Linked DNA regions of Homo sapiens: region 1 is linked to region 2. A link is an interaction called in ENCODE POLR2A ChIA-PET data of the cell type or tissue named here. Cell type or tissue: Panc1. All regions are shown on one strand. Each heading gives the region's core, and the rest is flanking DNA. Links, peaks and the distances in the headings are about the cores only. Region 1 overlaps RAD51B (RAD51 paralog B). Region 2 has its middle 180 kb from the start of RAD51B-AS1.

Evidence for each region. Peaks named below come from ENCODE experiments on the same cell type or tissue, not always from the same donor. Only the 100,000 strongest peaks of a DNase experiment are listed, where the experiment ranks them.
Region 1: POLR2A ChIA-PET joins it to region 2 with 14 read pairs; 9 of 35 experiments call an interaction of 5 or more read pairs at or near these places.

What each region holds. Positions count from the first base shown.
Region 1 is chr14:68,367,903-68,383,561 of GRCh38, reverse strand. The region is part of intron 8 of RAD51B (RAD51 paralog B); the gene reads right to left. Among named protein-coding and RNA genes, the nearest start is that of RAD51B-AS1, 310 kb to the left of the region's middle. RefSeq lists enhancers at 4,504-7,522, 10,524-11,379, 14,256-14,355. In Panc1, for the core only: no CTCF peak of the experiment used is centred there; no DNase peak of the experiment used is centred there; H3K27ac peaks cover 825 bases.
Region 2 is chr14:68,495,762-68,511,420 of GRCh38, reverse strand. It overlaps a transcript of RAD51B not described here. Among named protein-coding and RNA genes, the nearest start is that of RAD51B-AS1, 180 kb to the left of the region's middle. RefSeq lists enhancers at 1-1,734, 4,332-4,895, 4,896-5,459, 5,432-5,491, 5,460-6,023. In Panc1, for the core only: no CTCF peak of the experiment used is centred there; no DNase peak of the experiment used is centred there.

The sequences.
Region 1 (15,659 bases), core at 4,804-12,803, 130 kb after region 2:
TCGTTTAAAGAAGAGGATATCCTGAAGGAGTGAAACTGGTAAGTGACCAGCATCTACTTCAGTGACGTTTCCTCCAGTGTGTACATCTGTGTTATATACCACATGGCTTCTCAACCTCAGCACCCTGTCACTTTGGGCTGGATAAGTCTTGGTTGGAGGGACCATCCTGTTTATTGTAGGATGCTTAGCATTGTCCCTGGGTAGACACCAGTAGCATCCCTCCACATCTGTGACATTGTCAAAAGTCCTCTGGGGGCAAAGTACCCTGGGTTGAGAACAACTGGTACACTGGTACACATGGTAAATTCTGGAAAAGCTTCAGTGAGGGATGTTAGAGTCTTCTCTTTGATACTTTTAAAAGTTATATAAATAGCTTATATATTTTCATGTTGTTTAAAGAGAATTCAACTCACACATATCCAAAGAGATTAAAAATACTGAAAGGAAATTTGTGCCAAATTACAAGAGTCCTTGGTTCCTTCTAATGGGTAGAAATTTATGAGCAAATTAAAAATTAATTGATTTTTCCAGTTGTGGTTTCTTATGTAGAAAGAGGAATCAAAATAAGCTAAATAAATACAATGAACATAAATAAGGCCATGTGTTATCAGGAAGAACAGTGGTTTGAGTCTAAAGGGGGCTGCACCCAGGCCAAAAAAAAGCCATGTAATACTATGCTAGTGATTTACCAAAGAGGTTTTTTTCACTTGTCGCTAAGAGTCCTTTCAGCTTTAACCATGCCCACCTTCATATCCCAGGAAACTATCAACATACCACCAGTAGGATATGTTTTTTTAAGTGACTTTTAGAGTAGCCAGGATACATTGTGCTGGTCCAATCAGTGAAATGGTTGGTCTGAGTTAAAGCCAGATAAGGGAATACAACCTCAAAGTCTTAACTTTGTTAGCATTGGTGAGCAAATCAACTCCAATGACTAGGATTTTTAAGAGTATTAAGTTCTAAGTCTTTGTGGGGAGGTTCTGTCTTTTCACCTAGACTTAGCAGAGAGCCTGACATAGTGTCATCTGTAATAACTGTTATTTGAATGAATGAACAAATAAATAATTTGTATTTGCAGTAGATAAGGAATGTCTGGAGTAGAACCCTAACTTTTAAGAATTAGAAAGGCCACTCTGTCCTCTCACAAAATATCTTATGGCGCTGATGTCAAAGATAAAACCTTGAGTGAGATCAGTGATTCTCATCCGGAGACAATTCTTCCTCTCTCTCCCTTTCCCACTCCCCAGGGTATTTGCTAATGTCTGGAGACATTTTTGGTTGTCACAAATGAAGGGATGCCATTGGCATCTACCCAGTGGGAAGAGGCAGAAATGCTACTAAACATACCATAATGCACAGGATAGCTCTCTACAATCAAGAATAATTTGGCACAAAACGCCAATAGCGCCCAGGTTGAGAAATGTCAGGCTAGATAAACCAACTGGCCAGAGCTAAATAAATGGCCTTTGTCTCAGAATGTGTTTTCTGCCAGTCCCTGTTCTTGTTCTTCCTAGGTCTTTTCTCTACATATCCATCCCCCTTGAGCCTCCTAATCCCAAATCTTACTTTATATGTATTTTGCATCCACTGGCCATTACATCTGATTGTTTCAGAGATAATCTGAAGTAAGCACAGGTGGAGTGATAGAAACTGTGGACAGGGTTCCATGCAGGAGAGGTCTTGTGAGTGGACAGAAACTGAGCAGAAGCTGTTTCCTCCTAAATAAGAGCAACTGGAAGGGGTTTTGGGTAGAGACTCAATTGGTGATTTTCATTTTAACCCAATCCACTTATTGTGGCACTGTTATTGACTAATAGGAAGAAGTAGTGTTAGAACCTAATTATAAAGAAACTCTATGGCTTTTTATTTATTTATTTATTTTGAGACGGAGTCTTGCTCTGTCGCCTGAGCAGGCTGGAGTGCAGTGGCGCAAACTCGGCTCACTGCAAGCTCTGCCTCCTGGGTTCACGCCATTCTCCTGCCTCAGCCTCCCGAGTAGCTGGGACTAAAGGCGCCCGCCACCATGCCTGGTTAATTTTTTTGTATTTTTAGTAGAGACGGGGTTTCACCATGTTGGCCAGGATGGTCTCGATCTCCTGACCTTGTGATCTGCCTGCCTCGGCCTCCCAAAGTGCTGGGATTACAGGTGTGAGCCACCGTGCCCGGCCAACTCTATGGCTTTTTTAACAGAAATGCACCATGATCAGTTTAAGGGAACTAGGAAATAGACCAATATTGCTTTAAGTGAAGCTCACATAAGTAAATTCTTCTAAGAAATAGGTAAAAAAGTATTTCCCAGTAAAGACTATCTGGCAAAGTAGAAAGACTGGAATTCTGGTGAGTCAGATTCTAACTAGCTAACTAGCTGTGTGACTCTGAAAAGTCACTTACGGTCATTAGGACTTGGTTTCCTAATCCAAAATAAGAGATCATTTCCAGCAGCTAAATTTGACAATTGACAGGACAAAGAAAACAGGATATATGGGGAAATAGGAAAGAATTATGGATTTGTAATAAATGTGAACATGATTTCATGGCTAAGATTCATGGCTCTATATTCTGCTCTTTTAATTTAGAAATGTATCAATAGATGCCAATTAAACTGTGCTCACCCTACTGATTGATCTAACTTAAAATATTTGAAGTGCCCATCTCATTTATTTTTACAAGACTGAAGTCATCAGTCTTATAAACTGAAGGTTGCCTTATGTGGGTGTACACAAATCACAGCCTTGATGAACAGGGAATTAGAACACAGTTTTCCTTTGCAATCCACATGTTCTAAGCTAATGTTAAAATAGTGAGAACCCTAAGATTGCAACAAAAGATTTGGGATTACATCTTCACTGAAATGACACTGAGGTAGTGGTGCCAGCCAGACTTCTGAGTGAGTTATGGCACAGGCACAGCCCAGAGACTTGGCATTTTTCTGTTTTTATTTTTTTCCACTGATGACTCTTGCTGAGACTGTAAAAGCCAGCGATCCTTCATCCCCCACTCCATCTCTCTGTGGGGAATTATAATATGATTAAATACTCTTAATTATACACACACACTGACATCCTGAGGAAACTGATGAAAACTACCTGGCAGAAAACATAGGTGTATATTAACTCTAACCATCTGGGGCCTGCTGGGGCACTAACCACAACTGTTGGCTTTTACTCCCCAAGTGAGATGTCATTCTGAGACCATGTGTGTGGTCAGTTAATCAGGTGTGTTTCAGTTTGGCTGGGTGAATAGGCTTTGCAATTTTACTTTGGTCCCATCTAACATTCTTAGCTTTTCAAGATGACCAACGGCCTCTGTCAGAGAGGAATAATTGGGAGGAAAAGTAAGCTCCTCATTGGTCAAGTGGAGCCAGACAATTTTACGTGGTTCCCAGAAGCTACTTAGAAACACACTTTAAGCACGAGAACATCTCCAGAACCCGGATGCTTTGAGAAAGAGGCAATTTAAGAGAATGACAGCAAAATAAAAGCCTGGGATTTCAGGAAGTGGTTCCAGGAACAATGTGTATATAAAAATGAAGTGGAATCATTTTTTCCAGGCAATCTACTTTTATACACAATGCAATCGTATGACAATAACTAGCATTTATGAGTATGTGAGTACACACTCTATGTTTATAGATACCACAGCAGCCGCCAACAGCGGAAGAGGGTGAGTGGATCCCTTTGTGACTAGCAGCCTCACTCTTCACCCTGCTAACTTCACCACACCCATGGGAGCCTTGCTTACCAGCCCAGCAACAGTTGCCTTGATTAAAATGTGATGTCCCTGGTCACTAATAATTCTCTTGGGAAGTAGAGGGAAAGTAGCCAAACCATACTATGGGAGGAATGGACAAAATCTCTCTCCCCTTTCCATTCAGATGTATCCTGACCACAGAAATTGTCTTCCCACCAACTTTTCTACCCTCCATTCTACCTTCCAATGTGATTACATTTGTCGGTCTTTCTACTTAATCTTCACATACCTCTGTCATTCCTCTCTTCTCCCTATGGTGGGAGTAAGTATTTTGGTTAACTGCAGGCAGACAAAGTGATACCATTCTCCATGTCCACTCTAAGGCCTAGGACACCGATCATAGACAGGAAGATGGATGAAGCCAGAAAGGGGATTTCCTCTACTTGTCTACCAGTGCACCCCCTTCTCCCAGCAGTCCCTCTGTTTTCCCCTTAAAGCACTTGGCAGTCTCTGAGTAAATCCTATTGACTTGGAATCTGAAAAAATGTTGGCAAAAATCTATTAGCAAAAATTATCTCCAATATATAAATTTTAATTAATGATATAATTTATTTTAGATTTATTCATTCACTCAATCATCCAATAAATATTTATTGAGTTCCTTTATGTACCAGGAACCGGACTGGGTGAGAGTAGCTAGCTATTTTAGTAAATAATGGCATGAGACTTATGTCAGACTGAGCAAGGCCTGGCAATATCAGTTTATCCTTGAATGAGAAGCTCCACTTGTTATTTCCCGGAACAAGTAACAATAAAGCAGCACATATGGCAAATAACAGGTACCTAGTATGTATTTGTTGCTGTAATTGGATGAAGAAGCATTGTTGGGAGAACAAGTAGACTGAATCAGAAGATATGAAGCAAAATTTCTGGGCCTGAGTGTCTCATCTGTAAAATGGGGATCATGCTACCTACATCATTTATTAGACAAGACTGCAGTGAAAATCAAGAGATAATGTATATGAGAGCATTCTGCAAATTATGAAAGCAGAATGCATACATAAACTACTGTGAGTATTCAATCTTGAGATCACAGATAAAAGCAGTATAGTCAGCCCTCCATATCTAGGGTTTCCCCATCTGTAGATTCAACCAATGTGGATTGAAAATATTTGAAAAAAAAAAAGCAATGAAAAATAACAATATAACAATAAAAATAATACAAATTTAAAATACAGCATGATAACTATTTAAATAGCATTTACATTGTATGAGGTATTATAAGTAATCTAGAGATTAAAGTATATGGGAGGATGTGCATAGGTTATATGCAAACATTATGTGATTTTATATAAGGGACTTGGGCATCTGAAGATTTTAGTATGGGGCTGAGTCCTTGAACCAATCCTTCATGGGTACTTAGGGAACAGACCATATATCTCTTCACTTCAACCAACAAAGAAACATTAATAGAGGAAGGTGGTCTCAATTAACCAGGTTGGGCACTAATAAATTAAATGATCTGAGTCTTAAAGGGAAAGGGAAAGAGCTATTGGGAGAAACATGCTTTTTATAATTTAACATATAGTGATTGAAAACAGGAAATACTTCAGTTATGAAAACAAAAGGAGCCCATGTGCTAAAAGACTTAAACATATTGAAGTGGGCCAAAAGTAATTAGGTTGAGTAGGGTAAGGATAAGAAAGTTAAAGCTAATGTTTTATCCTACCGCTAGATTCAGTTTCTGAGTAGATGAAAAGAGTTCAGTGTTTCTCAAACTGGAGTGATATGTGGAGTCCTTTTAAAGGGGAAAAATTGAGACTTGCAAAACTGTTAAAAAATCTCTAGGAGACCTAAGATTAAGTTTCAGAATGACCAGCTTAACAAACTTAAGACTTATTTTTTTAAATGACTTTTAATTGCAAAGTATTGTCTTTATGATTTAAAAAAAAACTTCATAAAAAGTTTAAAATCTCATTAAACTTGCAGACCTCAAGAATCTACAGCTCCCAATTTGAGAAGTGCTGATTTTGTCTCGCTCCTTCCCTTTACAGATGAAGGAACTCGGGCCTGTGAAGACAGTGACTCCCTAAGCCACACAGATGGCTATTAGCAAAAACGGGGCACAAGCCCAGGCTGCTTGATTTCGAAAGCAGAGCTTTTTCCTTCTTCACACAAGCCCTCCTCTGTTTGTGGCAGAGTTCACTATCTGCTCCAGACAGATACTGGTATTGTCCTACACCAGAGACAGGGAAGCAGATGGAGGCGAGAAGGTTCGAAGGGGAAGTGATGTGGGTGTGGCTGATGCAGACGTCATTGCAGCTGGACAAGCAATTTGAAAGAAAGGTATTTCCAAGGCTGGATTCTTCTGCTCATCGTTGAAACAAAGAAACACTGGGTGGAAAACACTGGCAGTTTTAATAGTGGGAACGTTTCTCCCTAACAAGTTTGAGCAGAAAGTAGGAAGAATATGGTCCTGAGCTAAAAACTGGAGAGGAACTAGAGAAGGTATGAGGTTATAATTCAGGGTGGCCAATTTAATCAGCTCATATTCATTAAACACCCACATACACATGGTGCTTTACAACAAACCCCTTCGCTCACTCTGAAGCATCCACAGGCCTGTTTTAAATGGGCCACCCTGTACATGTTGGGAATCTGGCCAGGGTGTTAAGGCAACTGCTTCCCTTCCTAAGAAAAATAGGGTGGATTTTTAGACAACCACAAGTAAAGGCTAAAGCCTCTAGTTTCATATCCCATCTGAAAGCTGGGAAAGACTTGAGGAATCTGTTTTCCAAGAATCTGTTTGCAAAACTCAATAATATAGTAAACCCTTCCATTTCAGACCTGTAACATCCTATACTATCTACATTCCCAGACTTTTACTCTGCAATTTCCCTGGGTACATTTCTCCTCTTTATTGGAGCTGAACTCAAGTGCTTTATGAATATTCCCACATAACGACTGAAGCATTATGACCCTTCAGTTATGTCTAATTAGCCAATCAATGATTTTGGTCACTTCCGGCCCTTGTATAATGTACTCATTGTAACTACAAAAAAACATGTTCTTACCATTGCCTATGTAAACTGCCAAGAATATTTTCAATCTTACTGATTTATCAAGCAACTTTTGATTGCAATCTGAGGAGAAGACTGCCTGGGCCTGTTCCTCTGACAGTCCCCAGGAGCTGGGCCTAGCAAGCTTCTGGTACTATGTGGTCTCTGAATACCAGGGAGGAATGCGGTACAAGTCACCCCACTTGGGTCCCTGCCCAACTATGTTGGCAGGTGCTGTGACTTTTACAAGAAATCTTATACTTCCAAAGATTGTAACCCACACAGAGGGCATCAGACCATTAGGAAAGGCTGAAAAGCTTCCTTGACATCAGACCATTCATTCTTGGATAACTTTCTCATTCTTCCATGATGCCATCCACTGGGAGATTTCAGGAAGCTGAGGACAAGACTCAAGCTGTTGTAATTACAGCTTATAATACAAAGCAAACAGTAGGTGCTCAACTAAATACTGCTGGGTGGTGGGTTGTTTTTTGTTTTTAATTTGGCTTAGTTTCAGTGTGTGGTTTGGGGGGTTGAGATGGGTTCATGAGGTCGTAGATACAAATGGGAAGTCAGGATGGTTTGTTTGAAGTGGCTCTGCATGTCTCCAAATATGTGAGCAGAGAAAAATACTTGCAGTATTGTTCAAGGTAGTTAGGTGAACAATCATAAGAGCTGTAAAATAATAAGCCTACTTTAATAACACCCTCACATTTTACAAAATCCTTAAGTGGCCCCAACAGCTTTGCCTTGGGTGTGCGTGAAATAAATAGCAGGTGGCTTATTTGGCATGTCCCTCCAGTTCAGGAGTAAGTCTGAGGCCCCTGGGTCCCTAGGAGTCCTCCAGCTTAATAAATAGAATATTATCAATATTCCAGAAGCCTCTTGTGTAATCCTTCTCCAATAGCATCATCTTCTCTCCTGCCCAGAGTGAACCTTCATTTTAAACTTGGTGATTTTCATTCAAGTTGTTGACAACATTTCAAAAATCCTATCAAATATATCCAGAATAAGGCTCCCCAAGCCAATATAAGGGGGATATTTCTTTATATTTTTCACTAGAATTAAATAAGCTGATTCATTAATGCATTCAACAAATGTTTACCAAGTGCCCACTATGTATCAAGCAAAGACTTAGGCACTAGAGAAACAGCTGTGAGCAAGACAGACATGGTCTGCATCCTTACAGCCTAAACATGCAAACAGTTACACAAATAATCAGTTAGTTACAGTTGTGAGAAGAGCTCTGTGGGTGAGGGACGGCATACTCTGGAAGTGTAACTGTTAGCTACAACCCATAAGAAGGCATAGGGTCTGGGAAAGTAGCCCTGAGAAAGCATATTGGAGAATGACATGAGGCAGAGGACGCTGCATATAACACACACTAGGTGTCAACGAGAAAATAAAATCGTGATTTAACCATTACAGTTTGTTTACTAGACTCAAGCCTTCAAAACCTGGGATCTCTAAAGAAAAATAGAATAAAAAGTAGAAAGTATGGAAACCACAACTCCAGAGCTCCCCCACCTCACCCACCCCAGCCACTGAAGCTGAGAGCGGGGAAGGAGGGTGTTAGGAAAATTCAGCTTTACCATCACATACAAAGAGATTAAAGGACATCCTCACACCCTGGCTCCTGAAGTGCTATTTCTTAAGATTAAGCAGCAGACCCTTCCCAAGTTTAAATAGGGTAACGCTAAGTTTTGGTTGTTGAAGCAGTTCCATCTGCACTAACCTTTACAAACCATGACTGTGTCAGTTTTTCCAAGCAGGAGAAATGGATGGAAAGCCAGGCCACATCTTAATAGGGCCCTGGTGAGCTAATGGGTGTGATTATTTCATTGTCTCGGATTCACGCCAGCCGAGGCTCATCAGATACGGGCATAATCCAGGAGAAACATGACCTCACTTTCGACATGGGACTGTGCATTCAGATGCCAATAGGAATTTAGTGATCCCTCAGCGCAGGTAAAACTGAGCTCTTTACGGTTTCAGCTAATGAGAAGCATACCAAAGTTACCTAAAACAGTAAAGCTAATATTGACATTAACATACTAGATACTGTTAGGGTATGGGAAGCCAGGAAAAACTTCTGAGACCATCTGTGCTAAGTGTGACACATCTATAATGAGGCGTGTATTTAAGATAAATTGCCATCTCTTTAAATGATTAAGTACCAGATTTATGGAAAGCTATAACCCCACCAGGACCACAGGGTTGTTAAGTGGTTAGGGCTATAAAGGTGAGAATCTCAAGATTTCAGTTGTGCCACAAATTGTCCACTGACTTGCAAAATCTTTGCCAAGGAAACTTTGCCTCAGTTTTCCCAATGAAAGAAAAGGAAGTCTATCACCTAGGTTGTATAGCTCTGAGAAGAGCAAAAGTTTCACAGTCAGGAACATGCATGCCTTCACTGATTCCTTCTCAGAATCTTCTCATTATATCATGTTGACATCCACTGGAAGATACCAGGAAGTACAACACAAGACTCAATGCATTCCAGTTCAGCTTACAGCACATTTGCTCATTATTCATTCAATCATTTTTTTTCTGAGCACCTATTATGTGCCAGAGTGAGACCCTGTCCTAGGCACTAGGAAAATCAGAATGATTAAAAACAGACTTGCTCTCTGCTCCAACGGTGCTTAGAATCTGCTGAGGGAAAGTGCCAGGATTGACTATATGGGAGTTGTGTGATATTGGGCAATTTACTTAATTTCTTTGTTGAGTTTCATTTCCTCATCTTTAAAATGAAGATAATTAACATGTCTGGTATGAAAGTGCTTAAAATTACATCACACACAAATATAAGGTGCCCAATAAATGTCGGTTCTTTTCTTCCTCTCTCCAGATTACAAAGATAAGGCTTACAGAGTTTCAGCTCTTCAAATAAAAGGTGCTTCACAAATGCAAATGACCAAGCTATTATTATCACTGACTACATAAGAGGCAGTGTGGTATAGTGGAAAGATCTCTGGCTTTGGAAACAAAGACTGAACTTAAAATCTTTTTTAAAAATTCTTATTTATTATACTTTAAGTTATGGGATACACGTGTAGAATGTGCAGGTTTCTTACATAGGTATACTTGTGCCATGGTGGTTTGCTGCACCCATCAACCCATCATCTAGGTTTTAAGCCCTGCATGAATTAGGTATTTGTCCTAATGCTCCCCTTGCCCTTGCCCCCCACCCACCAACAGGCCCCGGTGTATGAAGTTCCCCTCCCTGTGTCCATGTGTTCTCATCATTAAATCCCACTTATGACTGAGAACATGCAGTGTTTGGTTTTCTGTTCCTGCGTTAGTTTGCTGAGAATGATGGTTTCCAGCTTCATCCATGTCCCTGAAAAGGACATAAACTCACTTTTTTAGGGCTGCATAGTACTCCATAGTGTATATGTGCCACATTTTCTTTATCCAGTCTATCATTGATGGGCATTAAACTTAGAATCTTGACTCTCCCACTTCCTAGATATGTGGCCTTGAACAAGCCATTTAAACCTCTCTGGCCTCTATGTTTTCATCTGTAAAATGGCAATGATAGAGTTTAGAGGATTAAATAGGACAATAAATGCAACATACTCAGGGTAATCAGTAAGCAGTGGGAAATAGTAAATTAGCAAATAATGGGGACACACATACAAAGCCACTCTCAAAGAAGATAGTTTGATTTAATTACTATAGTACTACTTGCACTTATTTTCATTTACTTGTGAGATTCACAGAGATAGAAAAGCTTGGCATGTCTCTCCCAGAGGCAGGCTGGCCCAGCTTTTTCTGTCCCTTACTGTGTTGCTTGGAGACACTTACCACACTAAGTAAATCATCACCCTACATCCATACTATGCTTCTTTCATATTTGTGAAAGAGCTCTTCACTCACATATGCATGTACTACAGATCCAACAGTGAGTGCTAGGGAAGGAGAATGTTGATTAGAGAACTTCCCAGATGGTATTTATGTATTATGTTCTCTCACATATATTTGAATTCTACTCAAATGCTGTTAGTTTTCTAGGGTTAATTGAAAATCTGATATTCTAAGATCCTTGTTTGGTGTTCTGGTAACTAGAAAGTTAAAAAGTTGGGCTTATGAGTATACCTTTACTTTTCTTCTGGAGTCCCCAAAAGAGCCAAACAGAACTTTCTTCCCTCTTTAAAGTGGTGACATAAGTTTTTAATGACCCTCTTTTCTGTTTCTCTCCAGGAATCCTGCTGTGATGTACTCCATTCTTAGGGTAATGAATTTGCTTTTGTATCTCTTGAAGCAGTCTTGCTTCAGCCTAAGGCCAGCCCATACACTTGGACGAGCATCTCAATCCCTTCTAATACCTTTGAGGTCTTTTACCAATGGTTACCTATCCTTTCCTCTCCAGCATTACTACATGTTCTCTTTTTGCTGCATTATGTACATCAATATCAAAATGCGAAATAAAAAACACCCACCTTAAAAAAAAAACCTCCTTTGACTTCCCCAGCTACCACTCCATTTCACTGTTTCCATTTGTAGTGAAAAACCTTAAAGAATTGAACATGCTCTTTGTTTTTCTCTTTAACCTACCCCAGGCAGGCTTATGTCCCCTACACTCTACTGAAATCACTCTTGTCAAGGTCACCATTGATTGTATCTGCCAAATCCAAGGGTCAATTCTCAGTCCTCATCTTATTGGACCTCTTAGCAGCACTGGACCTAACTCCTTGCTTCTTGAAATATTAGCTTCACTTGGCTTCCAGAAAAAGCACACTCTCATGGATTTCTTCCCACCTGATCCTCTCCTCCCTGCCAGTCTCCTTTGCAGGTTTCTCTTCTATTCTAAATGTTGATGTATCCCCAGGATCAATCTCTGCCATATTCTCACTACAGCTCAGCCCATTCTCCTGAGCTCTAGACTCAGACTCATTTATTCAGCTGCTTTGTCATTGTCCACTTGCATATCTTTCTCTTCTTATTTATTTATTTTTTGAGACAGGGTCTCACACTATGGCCTAGGTTGGAGTGCAGTGGCACAATCAGGGCTCACTGTAGCCTTGGCCTTCCAGGCCCAAGCCATTCTCCCACCTCAGCCCCCCAAGTAGCTGGGACTACAGGTGCACACCACCAGGCCTGGTTAATTTTGTTTATTTTTTTTGTAGAGACAGGGTCTCACTGTGTTTGTTGCCCAGGTAACTGGTCTTGAATTCCTAGGCTTAAGCAATCCTGCTGCCTCAGCCTCCCAAAGTGCTGGAAGCCACCACGCCCGGTCACTTACATATCTCAAATGCAACTATTCTAGGACAGAACCCCTTTTTTTTTTCTTCAGATGGAGTCTCATTGTGTCGCCAGGCTGAAATGCAGTGGCGTGATCTCAGCTCACTGCAACCTCCGCCTCCCGCGTTCAAGCAATTCTTCTGCCTCAGCCTCCCAAGTAGCTAGGACTACAGGCATGCACCACCACGCCCAGCTAATTTTTGGTATTTTTAGTAGAGACGGGGTTTCACCACGTTGGCCAGGATGGTCTCCATCTCTTGACCTTGTGATCTGCCTACCTCAGCCTCCCAAAGTGCTGGGATTACAGGCGTAAGCCACCACACCCGGCCCTCTAGGACAGAACTCTTAATCCCCTAACCTGCACCTCCCACCCCAATCTGTTCTCTTCAACATTCTAGATTTTTTTGGCCTAAATAACTCTAGGAATGGAAAAAATGACACCATTCTCAGTTGTTTAAGATAAAAAATACACAGATAATTCTTTTTTTTTAATTTTCTTTTCTTTTTTTCTTTTTTTTTTTTTTTTTTTGAGACAGAGTCTTGCTCTGTTGCCCAGGCTGGAGTGCAGCAGCACAGTCTTGGCTCACTGCAGCCTCCACCTCCCAGGTTCAAGTGATTCTCCAGCCTCCACTTCCTGAGCAGCTGGGACTACAGGTGTGTGCCACCACGTCCGGCTAATTTTTTTTTGTATTTTTAGTAGAGATGGGGTTTCACCATATTGGGTCGAACTCCTGACCTCGTGATCTGCTCGCCTCAGCCTCCCAAAGTGCTGGGATTACAGGCATGAGCCACTGCGCCCGGCCAATTCTTCATTTTTTAAAATACACTTCACATTCAATCTGTTTGCAGATTTTGTAAGGAATGTCTTCATATTTATCTTGAATCTGACCACTTGCCATCCCCTATACCACACCCCCCAGTCTGAGCCACCATAATCTCTCTCCTGGATTAGTGTTATGTTTGCTGACTTGTCTCCTGGCTTTCATGTGGCCCCCTTACAGTCTATACTCCTACAGAGCAGGCCAAGTAATCTTCCTAAACTGTCAGTCAAGTCATGTCCATCCCTGGCTGAAAACTTTGCATTATGCTTAGGATAAAATCCAAGTTCTTTACCTAGTTTTACATACCCTAGCCCTCTCCAGTCAACTTACAGGCCTTACTAGGTTGTTGTGAATATAAAACTACGTACACAAAGGAACTTTAAAATTATTAGGTGCCATAAATAGATGTTATTGTTGTTGCTATCATTATTATTGGATCAGTTGCCCTTTGGTAAAGAGTTTTAAACATGTCTTCTAAATGTAAACTGTAATTTCTGCCAATGGCTATATGTGATTACAGACAGATCTTGTAACAGGCAAATCCCTTCCTTCTTGTTAACCCATTTATGCCAGAGGTTGCAAAATTTTTATGTGAAAAATCAGACCTTGGTGATGAGCTTAAGCATGAGGATATAAATAACTCCCACAAGCTTAGTGTTCCACTAATGGAACACTAGGCATAAATGGGTTAATAGGTTCAGTCATTATCCTCCTGCTATATATTTAACTTTGTCTTTTTTCCCTTCTGGATTTGAGATGTCCCTTGCAGGAAACAGCAGCTGTGCCACTAACCCTGGACATTGTCCAAGGCCATTTCCATATCCTGTGAGAGAATCATCCCCTCGAAGTTTGTTTTTGCAGCACAAAATAGAAGAAAGATCAAGAAAAAAATATATAGACAGATATAGATATATAGTATGTAGCACTTTTTGTCCAGAAATGACTTCTGTGTGATCAGAGAAATGACTAGGCCATGGTCTCCAACTCAGCAACCTGTACTGAGCTAGTCATTATGATTAGTCCATTCATTACTTAAACACAAGAGGCTCTGGAATGAAACCTAGCAGCCAGGCATAACATATGAAGTATCGATAGGGAAAGTGAAAGATATGGCACCTATTTGAAAGAACAGGAGGAGTTTGTGAAAGAGAAATGTCACTGACTGAGTTGCCCCAAAATTCCAAAGCCAAGCAGCAAACACGTTTTCCCTTGAGAAAGGCAGAACCCCAGTTTCACTTTTTACCCAGGAAGAAACCATGGTATGAGACCAGGAAAGAACCTTAGAGGACACAGCAATGCTTTGTGGATCACCAATACTACTTCCTGAGTGCTCTCATTTTCTCACGGAAGGTTTCCATAATTCAACTCAGTGGACGCAATCTGTGCAAGAGCCGGTGTGCTGAAGGGCAATATGCCCAAGCTGATACAGCACCAACAAGATCCTGATGGTGGTTTCCTAAATGGGTTTCTAAATTTTACAATAGCCAAACCCACTGGCACTAGGCTATTTTTGCCGTAAGTAACTTTTATTTTTAAATGAAACATCAAATACATAAACAACCTTGAGACTCAAGCAATGAGCCCAGTGGGTAATGTCAATATGGAACCATGTCACATCTCCCAAGAGGGATGTATCACCAGGCCTCTTCAGGGCAAGCTTCAGGGAAAAGAGCTGGGTACTCTACAGCCAAGAGACTCAGGAAGGCTGTTAGTTTTTTTGTGGTTGCTATCTCACTGTACACAGATGGGGGAAAACCCTAAAAAATAAAAACAACGACCATAACCAGATTCCGGCAGCTACCCTGAAAATGAGCCACAAAATGTCAACTTGATTTTGTAGTCATGCTTCAGGTGTTTGTAGTCTACTTCATTTAGCCTTATACTTCATTTTCCCTCCCAATTATTAGACTGCAAATCTCCTTTATAATTTCACTGCTCTATTTCATTCTACATGCAGCAGCAGAGTGTTTACTACTTTGGGAAGTAGGTATGGCTGTCTTGTGTTAGGACTTTAGACAATTTCTCTCATTCCCCACTTTAAGAGTGAAGTAAAGATACTAAAGCAGCAGCCTCGGTAGCAGGGATGCAGCACTTGTACCACCACTGCCCCATCATAGAGCATATGGGAGCGGCTGCTGAGCAACTCCATTACAGCAGTCCAAGCGGCCACTATAGACCTTCTGGAGTTGAATGGAAGATGAAATCAATTTGCCCTCTCTAGCTAGAAGCACCCAGGCATTATAGGAAAACCTGTGCAGAAAGAATGAAACATATTTACTTTATAGGAAGAAAAACATAGTCAATAACTAAACTAAAACAAATACAAGAGAATTCAAATATTCTGCCTTTACTCTGGCAGGTGAACATTAGCTTGAAGACTTAGCTATGACCGGTGGGAGAATGGAGGATGAAGGGGACTTGGGCCTTAGCATGCACTGGCTGTGGGATTCTGAGGAATTAACTTGTTCGAGGCTGTGTGCTCATTTGTGAAAATGTAGGTAAAACACCTGCCTCACAGGGTTTCTGTTAATATAAAAATTAAAGGAGAAAAATGAAAATATGTACATGACTAAAGTTAATTCCTTTCCCAATTAGGTTTCTGGTGCTTTAGTTCTTAGAAGCACCTCTACCTAGCTTTAGCAATATTTCCCTAGTAATAAAACATCACCTGTAAACTGATTCAGCAATACATAAACAGCAGAATTCTGCTAATTCTTTTTGGCAACCAGACAGGCCAAAAAGATAGCTATTAAGATAAGAATCAATTCTAAAATGTTCCCTATGGGCTCTCTTTTCTATGTGATTGTCAGAGGTCTCAGGATGTCCACAGCCATAAAAATAG
Region 2 (15,659 bases), core at 3,173-11,172:
TGACCAGATTTCAGAGGTTTCATATTCAAAGCAGTGAGAAATCATCTCTGAGGCTTGTGGGATTTGGTACCTGTTTCCCTTCTTTCCATGTCTCAGGGCTGTGGGTGCCAAGTGAAGGCTGCAGTAACCCTTCCAGCCTCAGAGAAGCGCTCTGTCCTGTAGGCCATGAGAATGCCCAGGCTGGCCCGGATCATTCCTCTGTCCACTTCAGCATTTCACTTTATGCTGCCTGTAAATCTGACCATTTCTTCCACTCCTAGAGGTGTCCCAAAGCACTAGTTCAGCAGAATTCAGACTCCTTTACCTTTCCCAACTCTACTCACAGCCTCAAGTCACCAGGGAGAGAAAGAGCACCTGACCGAGAGTGGGACCAGGATTCCAGACCAGCTTTAGATGAGCATCTCTCTGGGCCTCAGTGTCCTTGGATGGGAGGGAGGTGGAGACTGGGTGTGGCTGCTTGTCCTGTCCCTTCCAGTTTGATGATTTTCCCTAGCCCAGAGCCAGAGCTGGCCCTTTTCCCTCAAGGAAGCCATGGTTTGTATGCTATGTAGCAGCTACAAATGCAGGGGCTTTTTTATCCCTTTTCTTTTCAATGATCCTAGGTACTATAGGAAGAGGCAAACATTTTTATGATCCCAGGAACCAAATAACATAATGAAAATCATGGCAACCATCAGCCCAATAAAACCCATGGCAAAAGCCTCCACATTCTCAAACAGGACCCTGGGAATTTAAAGCTCTCAGAAGCCTTAAGTGGCTCAGGCCTTGCTGAAGGCCTCGGGACGGCAGCTGATGGCTGATGAAAGGATTTTGACGCGCCACTGAAATTCTCTTTTCCAAAATAACCACTTTGAAACCTGTTAATTACAGACACACAACCAGCCAGAGCCCCCCAACAGGACCCAGGGCTTCTACCAGGGAGAGCCGGGCTCCAGAGGCTGGCCGCTGCCTTGGCGCTCCATACACTTTGTGTTGGGTGACTTCGCTTCAGGAAGAGAATCCAAAGTAATGAAAACCACATGGCCACTCCCCCGCCCCCAGCCTCCTACTCTACCTCCCTTCCCTGGAGACAGAGGCCGGCTCAGTCTAATTTGGTCCAGTGTTTTTGTTTCCTAAAATCTGTCTTGGGCCCTGGGCCATTAATAGGTTGCAGCTGATTTTAATCTGCATGAATCAGAGACCTCACTTCTTCAGTTTTAAGGAGATTACAAATTGTGTGTCCCACAAACTCAGGATGGAGGGAAAAAGCCCTGGATGGGGAGTGGCAGTAGGGGAGACAGATCCTGGAAGGCACAGAAACTGCTCCCCACTCAGCAGTGGGCTTGAAGGAGCCTGGGATCACTCAAAGCTGGGGGAGTGGGGCTAGGGGGAGGTGAGGGTCTTGCAGCTGTGACTCAGTGGCAAGAACACAGAACCTGGTCCTGTGTAAACAGAGCTAAAACCGAGGATCTGGACTATCAGAGGCCTCTACTCACCTATCTTCAACAAATTAATTTCCCAAGTGCTTGCGGGGCACCCCCCATAAGCTAAAGCAGGGGTAAGCAAACCATGGCCGACTGGTCAAATCCGGCCTGCAGCCCGATGTAAATAAAGTCCTCCTGGAACAAGGCCATGTCCATTTGTTTATGTATTGTCCATGGCTGCCTTGCAGTTGTGGTAGAGACCCTGTGGCCTGCAAGGCCAAAAATAGTCACTATCTGCCCCTTTACAGTAAACATTTGCTGACTCCTGAGCTAGAGAACTATCCTAGATCTCGCTAGGCAAGAATTCCACTTACAAGCCTGTTAACAAGGGATGGATTTAGGATTTACTCCATTCCCACCCCATACCAAAGTCTAGGTTCCTTCCTTCCAAACATCATTCTTCAGGAAAGTATCTTCATGCTTATTTAAGCAATGACAATAAGAAGGAATGCCCACAACCATACCACTCAGTGAAGGTTCCAAGTACTTGCCCTGACAACCCGACAGTCCCATTTCACAGATGAAACAGAGTCACTGAGATAAAGCAACTCACTGAAGTTCACTCAGGGAACAGCACAGCTAGGAAGAGCTGGGCCTCTGAGTCACAGCATGGTCCTCTGTCCATGGGATGGCCATAATGAAGGGAGCTGGGGAGCTTTAACATGGCAATGCTCCCTTACGTGTGCCACACGACCACTTGACAACCCAGTGAAGGGCTCAGGGTAGTATGTCTTCATTTTCAAGGTGAAAAACATAGCACTATCAGAGAGTGGGGATGAGAATCAGACAGGCCAGACTACACTCACCCCTTGAAAACCACCTTTATCCAGGCCCAGTGGCTGGTGAGCCCAGGCCCTCTGGCCCTAGCTGGGCCCTCACTCAATCAGGACCCAGGGCCCCCTATTTTCCCAGTGTGCCTCTAAGACAGCTCTTGCCTTCAGGCACTTCTAGGCTAGCGGGGCAGAGACAGAAAGGGGAGGATTATGATTGCATGGCAGGCACAGTGATGGAGAGCCACAAGTGGTGCTTCAGGAGGACAAAGCAGGGTCACCTTGCCCTTCCCTAAAAGCAAACCCCTTTGTAGGGAACCCTGGGTGAAGGGCCTCCAGTGGAAATGCTATTCACTAGAAATGCAAGTGGGCACCCTTCCAAGGCTTTCAGGGGCTAAAAAAGTGTTGGAATCATTCTGGGGACAGGCGGGGAAGCCAAAGAAACTGGTACCCTCTCAGAGATGAGACTGGCAGGTAAACTGATGACACCAAGGAAGCTGCTGCCTTGGAGCAGTAGGAGTTCTCCCCACGGGAACCATTTCCTGCAGGACCAGGCCTGGGGTGGAGACCCTTCCAGACAGGGTAGGAGGTCACCCCAGGCTGCAATCTCAGTGGTCTGGAAGCCCATGAAGGCTGGTTATGTCTGGGCCTTGAATAGAATCATAGACAAGCAGGGTGCCACGCTGGCTTGCGTAGAATGTTGACTCTGCAACGGTCTCTAGCTAACAGGAGCTGAAAGTTCCTACAAAGGATAGCGAGTGGCCTGTACCTCACTGTCTCTATTTCCATTGCTGTCCCCAGGTCCCCGTTCCTTGGTAAGCTTCTCCTTGAACTTTAGGCAGCACCTCAAAGCAGTTTCAGAATTCACTGAGGAGCCATGGGTCCCAGTCTTTAGAGTCCTGCTATTGTTCAGAGGTCTCCAAGTGACTAGATGTTGTGAATTGCCAGAGGGTGGCAGAGGACTCCAACCAAGCAGGGACCAAGTATAAAGCAAACTTCCATCACCATCAACAACTGGAGCCCTGCACTGGACCAGAACAGAGCCTGGGAAATGACCCCATCAGCATCTTTGGGTCCCCTCATCATGGAGACTCCCCTCAGAAATAGTCTTCAGCAGGGTTAAACCCTTGGCCAGATGGAGAAATAGCACGACACCTCTGGCTTCTGCTTCCCAGGGAGCGTGTAGTGGATCCCCTGGCACCCTCTGCTTCCGACGGTACAAAGGTTGTGGGTGTAAACCTCAAAGCTCTGTTTTGTCTAGACTTGGTTTCCGGGTGGGTTCAGGCTCTCTGCTCCATGGAACCCAACAGCCAGGAGATTTGTGCCACTGCTTCCTTGAGTCTAGACTGGCGGAGGAGCAGGGGCTCATGACTATAACATGAACGTGAACCGTGGATCAAAGTGGGTGTTCAAGACAGCTGATTGGACAAGGTCCTGAGCTATGCTGAGGAGTGATGCTGGCACTTTGGTAATGCAGTGGAATGGAATATTCCATGGTTAATTAGCAGTCACTGAGTGTCTATTGTGAGCTGGTCACCATCTGGATGAACAAACTGGCAAGTAGACTCTGAGGAGGTCACGTGCCCAGGAGTTTGTTTAGAGAGTGCAGTTTCTTCTCATATTGAGGTGTGCAGAATGTTCGCTTACAGGTGTGTGATCATGGGGTTGGGTCAAACTCCTCAACTTTCCTATGGAATGCCAGTCCTAGGACCCTCTGCAATCTGAAGCCCTCACACAAAGAACAGAGTATTTATGTCAAACTCTACCCTTCTGTGCTACCAAACAAAGCTGAGCCAGAATAAAGCAAAGTGAAAAAGCTCATAAACACTTCCTGGGGCTGGGCTCACAAAGTAAAGCTCAAAGAAGAACAAGCCAGATGCGTTTCAAACCCATAAACACACACGAGGACACCCGAGCTGCCACTGGCCCGAGCAGATTGGGTGCTAAAACAGCACTGGAGCAATGAAGGAGGGGGTCATTCTAAAATTAGAGCTCTACTTTCTCTCCCCTCTGAACATATATGAGTGGAATTATGGATTAATATTGAAAATTGATTTCATGTGTACTTCAAGAGCACCTGTGCGGTGATGCCCACACTCCCTCCCCACCCCCTCCACATACACACTCTCCCTCAACTCACCCCGGAGACCTAGAGCTTTTGCTACCAAGCACATCTTGTGTCCTGTATAAACAAGGGCTGGTAACTAGTACAGGAAATGAACTTCACAAGCATTGAATGTGTACCCACCTGTGGTATGGGGAGTTGCCAGATTTTTTTCTAACTGAGAATGTTCACAGAATCTCGAAACTTTCTTTCAGCTTCCCCCTCTGCACACTTGAGTGTGGGCGCCTACCATGTGTGCACACATACCCAAGCACAAAATTTCCCTCAATTTCCCCCAAGACATATCAACAATGAGATGTGCCCATACATACACGGGCACACAGCCAGCCATTCCCAAACCTTCTCCTTTGTCCCCCCCACCCGCCTTTCAATGTATAAATGAGAGCGCCTAGGTGTGCTGGTGCTGCCCCTCCCTGCCTCGGACACATGCAGAACTTTGCGCCCACTCAGCACGATCCAGCACACAGGAGCTGGGGAGCCAAGGATGTTTATATTCCCACGTGTGCACCGGCGTGCACGCACACATGCACGCGCACGCACAGCCACATTCCAGCTGGCCCCAGTACAGCTGTGACAGGCCTGGGTCTGTTTGCCATTGTTTTCCTTCGCCTCTAACAGGCGTTCATGCAACAGAGAGGAGGTCGTGAGAGGTTTCCACCACGTTTTGTAGCATTTACCCCGAGCCTGAGTGTTGGGGAGGTGGCTTTTGAGAATGAGCTATGGGTGGCAGGGTGGAAAGCAGAGACAAAGGCATTCCTTCCCATTTCCTGCCTGAGCTTCACTCGCTAATGTGCACTGCTCTGGATTGTTCAGAGATTTCTTTATGTGTCATCCTGTCTGAAACCTGGCTGGGAGGACGGAGGCTCAGCTAAAGAATTTCTGGAAGTTCTGTCTCAAGGTCCTGCTTTGTCACCTCTTATTACTACAACTGTTCTAGGCCCAGGCTGCCTGGGGGCACACTGTGTCCTGAAAGCCTGAGTGGCAGGCCCCAGCCACATAAGCAAAGACACATTTGGGTAGAAACTGAAGGAGATAAAAATGGACCCCAAGTGGCCACTATCCCTCTAGGGATTTTGGCCCACAAGAAAAGCTGGTATATAAAGAATTCCCCACCTGACCCTCAGCAGCAGTGAATGTTCTAATGATTCCCTCAGCAGTACATATGCAAAGTGGATACTGTCTTTGCACTGACAATAAGATTGGCTAATCTGGCTGGGCGCGGTCGCTCACGCCTGTAATCCCAACACTTTGGGAGGCCGAGGCGGGCGGATTTCCTGAGGTTGGGAGTTCGAGACCAGTCTGGCCAACATGGTGAAACCCCATCTCTATTAAAAATACAAAAAAGTTGGCCAGGCATGGTGGTGCATGCCTGTAATCCCAGCTACTCGGGAGGCTGAGGCAGGGGAATTGCTTGAACCAGAGAGGTAGAGGTTGCAGTGAGCCGAGATCATGCCACTGCCCTCCAGCCTGGGCAACGGAGCGAGACTCCGTCTCAAAAAAAAAAAAAAAAAAAAAAGATTGGCTAATCTACAAGTTCATTTGTTATTTCTAAGAGCCAGATGGGACTTAATGCATCTAAGACACTAACAAACCCAGAGTTCTTACTGTGTGGATCTGGACAGAGCGGGCAGCTGACAGATTTCTCACTGTGCCCCACTGAACTGTGGCAAGGGACTGGCTAGAAATACATGTACTTTGTCTGCAGCCATTGCTTGCAAACTACCCCACTCACCTCTGTGGCAGAGTCCTTTCTTCAAATAAAATCTTACTAGAAAGCCCAGTGTACAAAACTGATCAAAACAGTCTCTCTGGTTACAGGGATGAATTAGCTGTGTGTGTGCGGGCATGGGGTGTCCCCATCTGCTCCTGCTCCATCCTCGTGCTCCCTCCATCTATACTTCAGGGAATCTCCGTGGGGTTCCTTGGATCCCAGGTTGAAAACTGTTATCACAATGCAGGCCCCTTCTTGTAACAATTGTCAAACTTCGTACCCAAGAAAACACGTAATGACAAAGAGCTGCTAGGAATTTAACGGCCTTTCAAATTCGCCTGAGTTTTACATACTATGGATTTCAGCTGCTGCCCATGTTTGGTGTGGCACTAAGAGTTATGGACCCCTTGCTGAAACGCCCTGGCCTCTTGCAGGTCTGCAGTTCACAAATTAGGAATAACTGTACAGAAATTAAGAACAAGAAATGAGACTGGGGTCCCAGATGGAGCCACACCATCAAGTGTGTAGATTGGGCTCCAGTGTCTAGTGAAGAAATTTGTGCTTAAATAGTATTTGGCAATGGAGAGCCATTAAAAAGCCATATGCGATTATTACTATTAATTATTTTTTAAGCCAGGAAATGAATGATTGAAAATGAACTAGCAAAAAAAAAAAAAAAAAAAAAAAAAGAAAGAAAAAAAAAGGATTACTCCTTTGCAATTTAAGTTTCCTTTCCCATCTCTAGCTGTCTGAGCTTCCACATCCCAGTCGCAGAGTCCACTGGGAGAGTTTCCCTCCCAAGCATCATGCATGGGCCCAGCCCAGACACATTTCTCCAGTCTTCATGATCAGAGGCACTGATTGTCTGCTGTGGCATTACCTAAAGTGAGTGGTCCAGCTCAGGCTTCGGCACCCTTGTGACTGAGCAAACTCATTGATGTACACAAATGGAAACCATGCCTAAATTAAAGAATGTGCATATGGGTGAACAAAGAGGGGATTTATATGGTGTGCAGGCCAAAGTGGAGGCCTGATTCCTTGGTTTTGCCCACCTTCTTTCCTAGACCTTCAGATCCCCCTACCCCTAAATATGTCAATGAAGTCCTTGGTTTCAGCTGCGGAGTCAGGAAATACAACTGGAGGTAGCATGGGATGCTGGCCTGGAGAGTCATTGCGCCCCGATCCAGCTCTGTACTCTGCTTGCCTTGGGGAGAATTGCTAAAGCTTCTGGTACCGGAATGTGTCCATGCCTAAAACGAAAGGTACTATTAACGTGCATCTACCGACTTCAGAAGGGGCCGTAGGGATGAAGATGTAATTAAAGCCTGTGAGCACTTCGTGCTTCTTGATGAAAGACAACACCACCACCGTGAAGTTTTATTATCTACCGACTCTGTTTTTAAAATGATTCCAATTCCTTTCTGTTTTTCCTTTTGGGGTCTGCATAAACTTTGTTAGCTATTAATTTCAAAAAAGTCCTCCTTGCACCTCAGAGCAGGATTTTATTTAGCGCCTCAGAGAATTTCTTTCCATACTGCAGACCCTCAAAGGATTCCTCTTGGTCAGGGTGGAAGAGGCCTGCGTGTGTTCAGCTGCTGAGTTCAGTTCAATTTAATAAATATTTATGGAACATCTACTAACATCTTCTTAGCCCTGAAAGGCAGGGCAGGGCTGAAACAAGTAGGAAAGGTTGTGAACTTTGGAGCCAGGCTGCCTGAGGGTTGAATTCCAGCTGACACTTCCATATGGGTCCTTGGAGAGCCTCTCGTCACCTCTCTGAATCTCTGTTTGTCACCTGGAAAATGGAGATAACCCCATTCATCTCCCAGGGTAAGGTAATAAAAAGATAGAAATCTAGTGAGTGGTGGGTAGGCGCTCAGTGAGGCCTTGCCGCCTTCTCTGTAGCATCAGCCTCTGGAGGAGGGGGAAGGGAGATGCCTCCTCCTCAGCTGTTTCTCCTCCCTGAGGCCCTCTGTCTACTCCTAAAGGCTTGTCCATCCATTTTGGAAAGAATGTCAGCCGGTTAAACCAGTGCTTCTGAAATGTTCTCATGTCAATTTCTCCCATGCTCCTGGGCGGCTCATTTCCTCCACACACACCCTCCTCCACCAAAATACCTCCAAGGCCTCCCCATCATTACGCCCTCCACCCTCCCTCCAAATCCATTCCCAAGGAGGAGAGAAGAGCTTTCCTATTCTTTTGAGAGAGCACACAGTGGAAGTGGCTTTGCTTTGTTGTCTCCACTTCAGAAAAGATCAAACTGCAGGCTCCATGAAGTGTCAGTCCTCCAAAGGAGCTTCAGGTCAGAGGGAGGAGGGGTGAGGCCAGGCAGGGTAGGCTGAGGCTGTCCCAGAGGGACCAGTCCAGGCAGAACCAACACAGCCTTCCAAGATGCCCTCGCAGGGGCCCACATCACCCTGGATCTAGCCTGAAAGATGCCCCCTAGAATGTTCCCTGGCAGATATGGCTGTCCTGTCTGAGAGAACCACGATAAAGGAGTCCACACAGGATCCTGTCCTTTTCTAAATGAGGATTCTTGTCTCCCAGGTTCCCAGGGAGGACAGCGGATGCAAGGGAGCCCTTGAATAGGCACCGCAGAGGCCAACACACTTTAAATTAAGCTTCCGATGCTTAGAAGGGGCCACAGCTTCCCACAAATCCCCTGGTGCATGCAGCTTTGAGGCAGTGTTCAGTCCGTCTGTTCTTTTAGAAGTGCGCCTTGGAAGCCAGGAGTTATTTGTTTCCGAAAGGTAGGCACTCATCAGGTGGGTGGTCTTTGCATTTTTTGTGTGCTTTGATTCCCTCCCTTTTCTTTTCAGGACTATTGAGGGGTTTATTTTTCCCTCTCCCAGCAGTGCTTGGGGGTTTGGCTGCAATGTGCATCTGTGTTGGGTTTTCCCACAGGGCCCTGCAAAGGCAGCCCTGTTGCCTTCAGAAAGTCCCGGGCGGCCCGTGGGGGGAGTCGGAACTGCAGCTGTGCGCCCCCCTCCCTTCTGCAGCAGGCTTTGATCAGTTTTCGTAGGGGCTGAGTGCAGCCTGACCTCCCATCTCCAGCGTCTCTCAGGTGGAAAGTTCTGTTCAGCCTGTCTGTGGCTTCAAAGGCTCTCCCTCCTTCAGGCTGGGATGAGACTGATAATGGTTCTCATTCTGTTGTCGTGTGATCTCCCAGCAGCCCCCATCTTTCCATTGACAGGCTTTTACTTATTTGGTTGGGCTGCTTTGGCCAAACTCAAACCACCTTTCTGGTTGAGGAAGCACATTGACGTCCCCTCCCATTGAGGCTCCTTTGATGGCTCAGACGTGGCCTTCCAGCCCAGATAAAGGTGACCGGGCTGTGGCAGCCAGGCACCTGGCGAATCAGCATCTGGGCATTGGGCAGGGCAGAGGACTGTGTGAGCCTGCAAGTCTGTGAAGAGGAACACTCGGCTCCGCCCTTTCTACCTTTGAAGGCTAAGGCAAGTCGCTGCTTTCTGCTCTAGTTCCTTGCAGGAATCCAGCAGTGGTGGCCGATGTCACAGCCCACCCCATGCCTGTGCCTGAACCTGGGCTGCACATAGGCAAGGCCAAAGCCCTGACATTGACAACATTTCCAAAGAACTTGAGCCATTCACTATCTTGAGAAGTGGGCACCGGGCCAGCTGAGCTTGGGCAGTTCCTGTTCTGGCCCATTATTTCCAACGGTTGTGGCCTTACAGCCTTAGTTCTCAGTCCAAGGGGTTAACATCAGCTACCTCAGCTGCTCCAGGGCCTACTTCCGGCTCCAGCCTCAAAGTGCTGCTGACCCTGTGCTTGGGCCTTCCAGCCCCCCATGGTGTGTAAAAGGACAGGGCTGGACATCTAAGGTAGCTGTCAGCGAGTTTGCACAGGGGTTGCTGCCTCACCAAAGCTCCATGGGGCCTTGGCTGCAGCTCATCACTCCTCATGATGTGGATGGGGTTAGGCTGCACGTTGCCCTTTGGTTTCCTCATATTTAAAATAAGGTGGCCAAGGGCAACAGGAGCGGTCAGGAGAGCATCCTTCTTCCTCAGTCTGATAGCATAGTCTCTTCCTTCCTTTTGATCATATTCAAAACAACTGCAATAGAACAATAAGTCTGGGAGGAGGCCAGAGGGGGATTTATTATGCTGTTGTGCTGTGGCACAGCCTTGCCTGACTTTATCTTGCACTGAGGTCTGCATGGGAGGAAATCTGCAGGCCTGTGGATTGTCTCTCTGAAGCCGAACTCCCTCCAACCTGAAATCTGGGAGGGCAGGGGAGATGCTGCCATGTTGGCCACACCCCAGCATGAACCATGGCAAGAGGGAAACCAGCCCAGATCTCCCAAAACTCTGAAAACATGACTGTGAGAGGCACAGGGACCCCAAACAGTCAGAGCCCACCTGGGTTTAGCCCTATAAGAGGGGACTCCAGAAACTGAGTTTGCCCCAGGACAGGAGATCCCCAGAGCTCTTCTTAACAGCCAGTGTCCTCTCTTCCCATTCCAGCAGGAGAGGGAGTTGTGTGGGGAGGTGCCTCTATTTGTGGCAAAGCAGGGAAAGCTCAGCAGTGGACTGTCAGCTTCTCACACCAGAGAGACCATGTGGCAGGGGGTTCTTCTCTTTTCCCAACAAGGCTGAGAGCGAAGAAAGGACCTTAGAGCCCTGGAGCTGAGAGAAAGTTGATTTGTCCCAGTTTTGACTTTATCTCCCCCTGAATGCAAATGTTTTGACATCCATCTGCTGTTAGCAGGACCCACCAGGTCATCTCAGCAACCTTCATTTCAATCAACCCATCACTCCAACCCTCACTGACAAAGAAACTCTAATGCCAGTGCTGCTAGTAAAATACATACATCAATAAATAAATCCTTTCTCATCTGACAGCTGGGTGCTACGGGCTGCTGGCCCGACCATCTCTGTGGGTCTTGAGCCTTCTGTAATACTGTGGCTTAAGCACAGGCAAACCTGGGGCCAAGGTCTGGCTCCACCAGCATTTGCCAAATGACCTTGAGCAGATTCCATTACCTCCCAGAGCCTCAGTTTCCTCATCTGTAAGATGGGGATGAGAATAGCAACCATGTAGGATTGTTTCGAGGATTAAATGGGATAATGTATGTGACATACTTAGCACATGTTAAACATTCTATAGAGTGTGGTCATTATTACTACCACTATTTCAAATAGATGTGAGGATCTGATTGAACTTCCTTGGTCCTTAGTAGTGTCCTCAGGTGAACCATGAGCTCCGATCTCTGCCATGAGAAGTTAATGTATGAGGAACGCAAGAGGGAAGAGACTCCACAGCACAACGTTTAGGAAAGTTCACCTCAGACCCCAGCAGCAAGTCCAGGGGCTGAACTCAGTTTTCTAGACGACCAGATTCTCTCTCTCTCCAGTCATTTCATCTCTCTGGGCAACCTGACTGCATTAGTTTTCTAGGGCTGCAGCAACAAAGTGTCACAAACAGAGTGGCCTAAAACCACAGAAATGTATTCTCTATAGTCCTGGCAGCCAGAAGCCCCACATCAAGGTGTCTGCAGGGCCAGGCTCCCTCTGAAGGCTCTTGGGGAGACCTCTTCCTCGCCTCTTCCAGATTCCGGTGGCTCCAGGTGTTCCTTGGCTTGGGGCTGCTTAACTCCAGTCTCTGCCTCCGTAGTCACACTGCCTCCTCCTCTTTGTGACTGTCCTCCTCTGTGTCTCTTATCAGGATGCTTGTCATTAGATTTAGGGCCCACCTGGGTAGTTCAGGATGATCTCATCTCAACATCCTTAATTACCTCTGCAAAGACCGTTTATACAAATCAGGCCATATTTACACGTTCTGGGGGTAAGGACATGGACGTATCTTTTTGGGAGCCACCATTTAACCTACTGCATCCACTAACCCTGCAAAATATCACATTGGATTATGACTAAAAAGTCAGGATAAGACCTCTCACCTGGGGTGGGTGAGGGGCTCACTCCTCTCCATGGTAACATCAGTGCTTCTTTGCTTAGTCTCAAGGAGGGGTCATGATCCACCACCTTCAAAGAAAAATCTAGCTCTTCATTCTTTACTCATTGGCAGGGAGTGAAAACAAGTTCTTTCCGCTTAGTAAGAAACATTGCATCCAATGGGGGACTCAAGTCTGTGCTGAGTCCCAGGGCTTCCTGTTCTTAGTTGGATATGTTGGGATTTCAAAACCCATTGTGCCCCTTAGGCTTACGAGTGCAAAAACTCACATGTGATGAGCCCCCTTCTGGCAAAGCCCCACCAGAAACATCATTCTCTCAGTGCTGAAACCCTTCACCTTCTCCTCTTCTTGCCAACCTCCAGAGGCCCCACACTCACTGAAAAGGGGGCACAACTCTCTTTTCTCAAAGGCCTCCTCTAGCCTTGCTCTCTGACCCCTGTTGTCTATTTCCTCCTTCAGCCCCTTATTCAACCATAGAGATCCATGTGTCATAGGAAAGACATTGCCCAGGGGTTCCCAGTCCCCTGCTGGGAAGGGCTTTCCTCCAAAATTGCTGACAGTTAAGCTACCAGACGGCAAGGGAAGACAGATTATAATACAATGCATTTTTTGTTTCTTCCAATCAAATAATACTTCTATATACATTTAGTATACGTCTCAGCTCCTTCCAGGTGGTTTTAAGAAAAAAGCCAGTGTTATGCCCTTTCCCTCTGATGAGTCTAATTGCATGGGGCTCTGGTGGTGGCCCTGCTTTGCCCTTCAAGAGCATCTATGAATAACTTTGTGTTTGTAGGTTTCTTTTTAAAGGTGTTCCTCCTATTTCTGGCTCACAGATGTTGACAAGTAGCATGTGTAGAGTTCAGTCTGCACAAATCTGGGAGCTCTGAACACTAGATCCTATATTCACAGAGTCCCCCACCACTGGAACCTGGCTAGGGGTAGGAAAGTCACCGTAACCCTACAGTCCTGTGGAAAGGGTAGAGTAGTGGGGACTAACTGGAAAGAAGTGAAAATAAGACAAAGTAGCCAGTGGAATCTCCAGTCTGCCCCTTGCTTAGCTATGGAGAGCACAGCAAGATGATGGGTGAAGTCCACTGCTTCTCTGAACCATCTTTCAACTTGTCTGCTGAGGGTCCACTTTCTCTCCTTTCTCTGCCTGCATGTTTGTGAAAAATTTGTGTCTTCACGTGGAGACTATGAGTTTTGTGTGCATGGAACAGAGCCCTCTAGAAGGGTCTTGTGCCACTTTAAAATGTGACTCCCAAAAAATCTGACCTGTGCTCATACATTGCTGATGGAAATACAAAATGATTCAGCCATGTGGAGAATAGTATTGCAGTTCTTCAAAAAGTTAAACATAGAATCACCATATGTCAAGTAAATCCACTCCTAGGTACATACCTTAAAAAATTGAAAATAGGTTTCAAATAAATACATGTGTATGCAAGTTCATAGCAGTACAATATTCACAATAGTTGAAGGGTGGAACCAGCCCAAATGACCACTGACGGATGAATGAATGAACAAAATGCAGTATATCCTGACAATGCAATATTATTCAGCCATAAAAAGAATGAAGTACTGATGCACGCTACACCATGGAGGAGACTTGAAAACATACTAGTGAAAGAAGACAGACACTATATGATTCCATTTATATGAAATATCCAGAATAGGTAAAGCCATAGCAACAAAGTAGATTGGTGGGTTTCCAGGAGCTGGGAGGAGGGGGAAATAGGAACACTTGCATAATGGTTATGGGTCTTGCTTTTGGGGTGATGAAAATATTTGGAACTAGACAGAGATGCTGGTTGCACATCATGATATCTAGTTGCCACGGAATTGTTTACTTTAAAATGGTTAATTTCATCTTATATAAATTTCACCTCCATCAAAATGAAATATTTTAGAAAGAGAAAGTTAAAAAAAAAAAACCTATGTGTTCCACGAACACAACCCAACCCTTGCTCTCATTCCCATTTCCTGTTCCCTGTGTGCCCATTGTCAGTGCCATGGTATCAAATCAGTGCCCATTGTCAGTGCCATGGTATCAAATCAGCTTATGATGCAGATTACTGTTGGGCTTGTTCTTGATCCTACTTGTGAGATACATCCTCTAGAATTCCATGACTTAAGCTGAGTCTACACAGTAGCAACCAAATGTTTTAGCAGAGAACGATGGGTGTTTCACCACAAGACTCTTTCCCAATATTTTGTTTCTGTGGCAGAAAAGCGGATTTTTCTTGGCAAGATGAACAGGTTTGCACATTTATCTGTCTCTAGGAATTTCCATAGGCTGCAAGAAGAAAAAGAACATGAGTGTCAAGATACCTAGAAAAAGATGTTGAAGGCTTGCATAAAGCCTACTGAGGCTAAAACTGTTGTTTATTGAAGTTATGGGGAAAAAAGTTCATGCCCCCATTCTGTTTGTTCCAACCTCATTTGAAGAGTTGAGAGAGAACTTGTAGTTTCGTGCTTCTAGAACAGAAAAGATTTGGAATTTCAAAGAGAAAAATGCCCATAGGGAGAACTGGGGACATGGAGATGCCCTGTGTTAACTAGGGCAGAAAGTTGTAGTCTGTTGATGGAACTGTCATTTACTCATGCACCTGAACCCTTGAAGTCATTCATGAGGGTGGAAATCAGCTTCTTCCAAGCTCCTGTTAATGTTGATATTTTGACCTCCTCCTATGAATCACGAATGTTCTTAATGGAATTCATTCATTCACTGCATATGGTCCTGCCATGCGCCAGAAGGCAATAGGCCAGGCCACTGGATGGAGAAGACCCCATCCCTGCCTTGCTGCATAAGCAGCTCAGTGAAAAAGCCAGGCAGACATACCAGGAACATCACAGCCATACGGCAAGTGCTCAGACAGAGGTATCAGGCCATGGGAGCACCAAGGAGTCACTGCATCTGGGCCCTGTCAGAGGTGGGGACAGTGGACCCCAGTGTTAAAGGAAGATGGTGACAGGAGACCAGCATTACAGGCAAGTAAGCACAGCATCCACATTGGCCCAGAGGCATGGACACAGGTGGCATATCTGGGGAACACTGCTGCAGAGAGGAGAGGAGGGAATATGGCTACAAGAGGAGAGGAGGCTGCCGGGGCAAGTTGGGGCCAGGCTGGAAAGGGTCTTACATTTGACCCATTTTTTCCGGTGACTTTTTCCTTTTTATAGGAACAACAGCCAAATATTTGTCATAAATCATTTTCCTTCATCCTGTCAGTAGCCCCCTTTTACCGATGAATACACTGAGGTTCAAAAAGGTTAAGTAATTCCAAAGAGGGATGGACACATCACCGTTTGTGCATGTTTGACACACTGTTTGTCAATGACTGAGTGGTTACTGCTGGGGGAAGGCAGGATGGAAGGATGGGACCAAAAGGACAAAGGCGGCTTTAATTGCATCAGTAACATTTCATTTCTTAAGCTGGGTTTCGGTACATGGATGCTCTTTGTGCCTTTTTGTGTGAAATTTTCATAATGACTCTTAAAGCCACTGGACTTGCGTGTTAGGGCAGCATCTTTGCTTGAAAGGAGGCAGTGTCTGAGGCTGAGGGTCCCTTGAGAACACAGGGGCAGCCCTTAATATCCAAATGCTTGATGGGTTTTTCACTGTGGTTAAGAGGTAAGTCACTATTTATTCCACCTA